Linked DNA regions of Homo sapiens: region 1 is linked to region 2. Evidence: read pairs that join two places in POLR2A ChIA-PET (ENCODE). Cell type or tissue: HCT116. All regions are shown on one strand. Each heading gives the region's core, and the rest is flanking DNA. Links, peaks and the distances in the headings are about the cores only.

The links. ChIA-PET counts read pairs that join two places held together with the same protein. Peaks named below come from ENCODE experiments on the same cell type or tissue, not always from the same donor. Only the 100,000 strongest peaks of a DNase experiment are listed, where the experiment ranks them.
Region 1: POLR2A ChIA-PET joins it to region 2 with 7 read pairs; 6 of 35 experiments call an interaction of 5 or more read pairs at or near these places.

The regions. Positions count from the first base shown.
Region 1 is chr15:44,207,845-44,210,760 of GRCh38, reverse strand. No RefSeq gene overlaps it. Among named protein-coding and RNA genes, the nearest start is that of FRMD5, 14 kb to the right of the region's middle. In HCT116, for the core only: no CTCF peak of the experiment used is centred there; no DNase peak of the experiment used is centred there; H3K4me3 peaks cover 171 bases.
Region 2 is chr15:44,295,689-44,298,604 of GRCh38, reverse strand. All of the region lies in intron 1 of GOLM2 (golgi membrane protein 2), which reads right to left. Among named protein-coding and RNA genes, the nearest start is that of GOLM2, 8.4 kb to the right of the region's middle. RefSeq lists a silencer at 2,260-2,554. In HCT116, for the core only: no CTCF peak of the experiment used is centred there; DNase peaks (open chromatin) are centred at 1,294 and 1,784; H3K4me3 peaks cover 1,149 bases; H3K27ac peaks cover 1,875 bases.

The sequences.
Region 1 (2,916 bases), core at 207-2,706, 88 kb after region 2:
ATTAGCTGGGCATGGTAGCGCACGCCTGTAGTTCCAGCTACTCAGGAGGCTGAGGCAGGAGAATCACTTGAACCCAGGAGGTGGAGGTTGCAGTGAGCCGAGATCGTGCCACCGCACTCCAGCCTGGTGACAGAGCAAGACTCTGTCTCAAAAAAAAAAAAAAAAAAAGAATGCCTCAGCCATGGCTATATCTCTGAGTGATGGGTAGAAAAAACAACAAAAGCAACAACAAAAATAACTATATTCTGGCTGGGTGTGGTGGCTCATGCTTGTAATCCCAGCACTTTGGGAGGCCGAGGCGGGTGGATTGCTTGAGCCCAGGAGTTTGAGACCAGCGTGAACAACATGGTGAAACCCCATCTCTACTAAAAATATAAAAATTAGCTGGGCGTGATGGCATGTGCTTGCAATCCCAGCTACTCAGGAGGCTGAAGCAGGAGAATTGCTTGAACCCGGGAGGCGGAGTTTGCAGTGAGCCGAGGTCGCATCACTGCACTCCAGCCTGGGTGACAGAGCAAGACTCAGTCTCAAAACAAACAAACAAGAAAACAAAAAGAAACTTGTTCCCTAGAATTCAAGGAAGAGCCAGGCGTATTTAGAATAACATAAAAACTTAATTCGAAAACTCACATTTTGTGATTACCAGATTAGGGAAATGGAATGGTGTTTGGAAGGAGAATTGCACTAGTTATAGAGGAAAATGACCTTCTGTGAGAGTTGGATGCCCTGTGGTTGCTCTTAGATTAATTTGCCTCCTTACTTGTCACTGATCACACCTACTTCTTGTTGCAGAAAAACTGTTCCTTTCCATAGCTATAGTCTTAACCTGTTGTCTAAATAATGTAGCTAAATCAGCTGAGCACATGGGAATCAGAGACTAAAAGAAGCACATTAGGCATTCAATAAATATTTGCTGAATGAATGAAATGCTCAGTAAGCATTAAAAGATGATGATAATGACAATGGTTAGGATGAAGAAGAAAAGGAAAGGGGACAGAGGAAGGCATGAATAGCTGTAACTCTAAGGCAATTGGCTCACCAATTACACTGCTGAAGCGATAACATAACAATCACAGTTTTCAGGTACTCGGATGCTGGTTCTCCAGTTTGTGTATCATCTCAGATTTTTGGTTTAGATTTTCCCTTAAACTGACTCCCTTTTAGTCCTCCATTTAATGTCTATTAATCCACAGAGAAAATGAAGGAACAAGAGATTAATAGTAGCTAAAACTTTCCAATGTTTTCTTTGTGCAAAGGCTTATCTCATTTTACTCTCACAGTCTCTCATAGAGAGGGACTATTATTATACCTGTTTTACAAATAAGGAAACTGAGCCTTCGCAGCATTCTCAAGGTCACACAGCTGGTACACAGCAGAGCGTAAACTGGGATTATTGGAACCTAGAGCCCATACTCTTATCCATGTTCTCTTGCTTCCATGCTACCGAGTCTTCTAACTTGTTCCTCGTGTTTTAGAGTTAAGTCCTTTCAAACTCTCTCTTCTTTTCCTTTTTCTTTTCTTCTTCTTTTTTTTCCTGGTGTATAAATGTGTGTTGTATTGATTTATCATATTGTTTCTTTTGCATCTTTCAAATTCTTAAGCCTCAAGGTGCCTCTGTGCTGGAATGTTTGTTTTAATCAAAACTAGGCATGTACATAGTTTAGGAGTCAAATAGCTCTACAAGGCCTATTACAAAAAAAGAAAAAATCAGGGCTGGGCATGGTGGCTCATGCCTATAATCCCAGTTACTTGGGAGGCTGAGGTGGGAAGATCACTTGATTCTGGGAAGTAGAGGTTCCAATGAGCTGGGATTGGGTCACTGCACTCCAGCCTGGGCAACAGAGTGAAACCCTGCCTTAAAACAAAACAAAACAAGACAAAACAAAAAAAATCAATTCCCTAGGCCTCAATTTCTGCCTCCTCTACCGCCCCCCTCCGCCCCCATAATAACTTTTAGCTATTTTAGCTATTTCTTTTGCATTTGTCTCAATTCTTCTAAATAATATGCTTTTACTGTTATTTCTCTTTTTTGTTTTTTTGGTTTTTTTTGAGACAGGGTCTCACTCTGTAGCCCAGGCTGGAGTGTAGTGGCATGATCATGGCTCACTGCTGCCTCGACCTCCCAGGCTTAGGTGATTCTCCTACCTCAACCTCCCAGGTACCTGGGACTGCAGGTACACACCACCACATCTGGCTAATTTTTTTATTTTTATTTTTAATAGAGACAAGGTCTTCCTATGTTGCCCAGGCTGGTCTTGAACTCCTGAGCTCAAGCAATCCTCCTTCCTGCCTTGGCCTCCCAAAGTGCTGGGATTACAGACATGAGTCATTGTGCCTAGCATATACTGCTATTTCTTGATTTTTTAAAATGTAGGTGTTATCTATGAAAGATATATTATTTCTTTCAACTACTCCAACCCCCAGCATACCCCAATCACACATACTTTTCTATCCATTATCCCAATATAGTTATGTCAGTTAAATTAGTAATAAGTATATTATTATGATTATATAAATTCTTATACACGTGCTATGATTACTTTTCCTTTCTTATACAACTTTTTGTTTTTCCTAAAGTTAATACAAGCTTCGTTTTTATTTTTCTCTTACTTTGTTTTAATATAATTATCACTAAGTTATAACCAAATTCTCCCCTAGAAGTGTATTTTTTCTCATTACTACATAGTCGGGCATATTAGGTAGTCTATCAATTTCGTCTTCTTGGAAACACCTGGGAGCCATCTGATTGTCTCCCTTCTGACCTTGATTATTTTCTAGACTAGCTTCACAGCTGTTATTCTGGGATCAAACCTCACAATTATTCTGAGAATTTACATTACCTCTTTCTGTGTTAGATCCTGTTTCCAGGATGCCATGTGTATTAGTCAGCTTTTGATACTTTTTTTTTTCAGGAAT
Region 2 (2,916 bases), core at 189-2,688:
GTAAATGGTGTATAAAGAAGGAAAAGCATGGCTGGGAGCAGTGGCTCACACCTGTAATCCCAGCACTTTGGGAGGCCCAGGTGGGTGGATCACCTGAGGTTAGGAGTTCGAGACCAGCCTGGCCAATGTGGTAAAACCCCATCTTTACTAAAAATACAAAAAAAAAAAAAAAAATTAGCCGGCCATGGTGGTGGGTGCCTATAATCCCAGCTACTTGGGAGGCTGAGGCTAGAGAATCACTTGAACCTGGGAGGCGGAGGTTGCAGTAAGCTGAGATCGCGCCATTGCACTCCAACCTGGGCGACAAGAGCAAAACTCCATCTCAAAAAAAAAAAAAAAGAAAAAGAAAAGAAGGAAAAGCATATTCCAGGTCAGAAGTCCCAGGGGGCTTCATAGTGGACATGGATCAGAAGCTGGATAAAAGATTGGTAGAATAGGCCAGGTGTGGTGGCTCATGCCTGTAATCCCAGCACTTTGGGAGGTCAAGGTGGACGGTTCACAAGGTCAGGAGTTCGAGACCAGCTTGGCCAACATGGTGAAACCCCATCTCTATTAAAAATACAAAAAAATTTAGCCAGGCCTGGTGGTGCGTGCCTGTAATCCCAGCTACTCAGGAGGCTGAGGCAGGAGAGTCGCTTAAACCCGGGAGGCGGAGGTTGCAATGAGCCAAGATTGCGTCACTGTACTGCAGCCTGGGCAACAGAGCAAGACTCCATCTCAAAAAAAAAAAAAAAAAAGGCCAGGTGCGGTGGCTCACACCTGTAATCCCAACACTTTGGGAGGCCAAGGCGGGTGGATCATGAGGTCAGGAGATCAAGATGGAGACCATCCTGACTAACATGGTGAAACCCCTTCTCTACTCAAAATACAAAAAATTTAGCTGGGCCTGGTGGCGGGTGCCTGTAGTCCTAGCTACTCAGGAGGCTGAGGCAGGAGAATGGTGTGAACCCGGGAGGCGGAGCTTGCAGTGAGCCAAGATCACACCACTGCACTCCAGCCTGGGCGACAGAGCAAGACTCTGCCTCAATTAAAAAAAAAAAAACAAAAAAAAATTGGTATAATAAATATACAGAAAAGAGGCAAGAAACTAAGAGTCAAACAGCAGGAACAAAGGCACAGAAACAGGAATTAACATGACACAGAAAGGCAGGTGGGAAGGCAAAAGTAAGCAAAACAATCAGCCTGAAATACAATTTGGGTCAGGAGATAGTGGGAGACAAAGGTAGCTAGAGCCATTCTATGGAAGACCTTAAAGATGAGACAGCAGAATTCTAACCTGATGTAGTCAGTGAGTCATACAGCCACTCTGAAAATAAGGTTTGAGGAAGTTCAGGCTGGCTTCACAGGAGAACTGACAAAAAGAAATGGAGACCAAGGAAAGGGGACTAGTTAGGGATCTGCCAAGTTCTCTATTCTGCAGTCAGAATGACGTTTTTTTTAATTCGATCAAGTAACTCCTCTGCATGTTGAAGCACTCAATATGATACACTGAAGGAATCAAAGACAACACCAAATTTCTAACCTCAGTCTTAAATAACAGTTGCATGGGCATCATTTATAGGAACCAAGAAGGTAGGAAAGGGATATCGTTTGGAAGAGTTATCAGTTTTGATTGGTTTATGAATAATTTGAGGTAGAAATTACAGTTAAAAGTTGGCCAGATTATGGCTGGTGAGGCAGAGGCAAAGGCAGGAATTATCATGTGCAGCATATTAGAACTGTAGAAGGTTGATACTCAAATTACAGAAGAACAGGCAAGCTCTAGGGAGTCAGCTAAGACACCTATGGGAGGAGCCAACTAAGCCTAACTGGAAATGAACCAGGAAACTGAAAACAAGCAAATAACAAAAACAGTCAGACATTCAGGAGCAAAGGGTGAGGCAGGTAGGCTAGGGCTGGGACCAGATCTTGGGCAGGAACACAGACAGAGTCCCATCCTGGAAAAAAGGCAGAAAAGAAATAAGGAAGTAGCTGTAGAATAACAATGTAGTAGGCACTGTTTTAAGAATTTTAATCAATTTACTCAAACCTCTCAAGAATAAGAGAGACTACTATTATATTCCAAAATTTTCCCCCAAAAAGCATTTTTTTGTAATACGCTTCTCATCCTCCTTTCTGACATATGACCTTTTCCCCATTCAACTAAAGGCATAGGCTGCCTCAAGGAAAATTATGGTTGTTAAAGGGAAAAAAGGTCATTTACTATTCAGCTTCAAACCTCAAAACTGATGTGTGTGTATGTGTGTGTATGTGTGTAATAAAACGACAATTTTGAGGACTTTTTCTACATTCTAACAGCTCCTTTTATTTATCAAGAGCTTGACGTGCCACAGCTGGACCACATAGCTTTAGTATGAGCTACAGTTTGCAAGAATCCAAGTTTAGGAGCCAAGCACAGTGGTGCACACCTGTAGTTTCAGCTACTCAGAAGGCTTAAACAGGAGGACCTTCACTTGAGACCAGGAGTTCCTGGCTGTGGTGTGCTATGATCACACCTATGAATAGCTACTGCATTCTAGCCTGGGCAATGTAGTAAGACCCCATCTCTTTAAAAGACAAAGAGAGAGAGAATAATAATCAAAGTTAAGAGACATGCCCTGTACTGAGGAAAGAGAAATAAGGACTTTTCTGATAAAAGAGGAAATAAAAGGGTGTCTGTGTGTGTGTGTGTGTGTGTGTGTGTGTGTATGTGTGGTGGATCTCCCTTGTTCTAAGATGAACTGTGTTTCCCCCAAATTCACATGTTGAAGTCCCAGCCTCCAGGATCTCAGAATGTAACTGTATTTGGAGACAAGGTCTTTAAAGTGCTTAAGTTACAGTGGGTCTAATCCAATATGACTCGTATCCTTTTAAGAAGAGGAAAAGACACCAAGGATGTGTGCATACAGAGGGACTATCATGTCACAATAAAGCAGC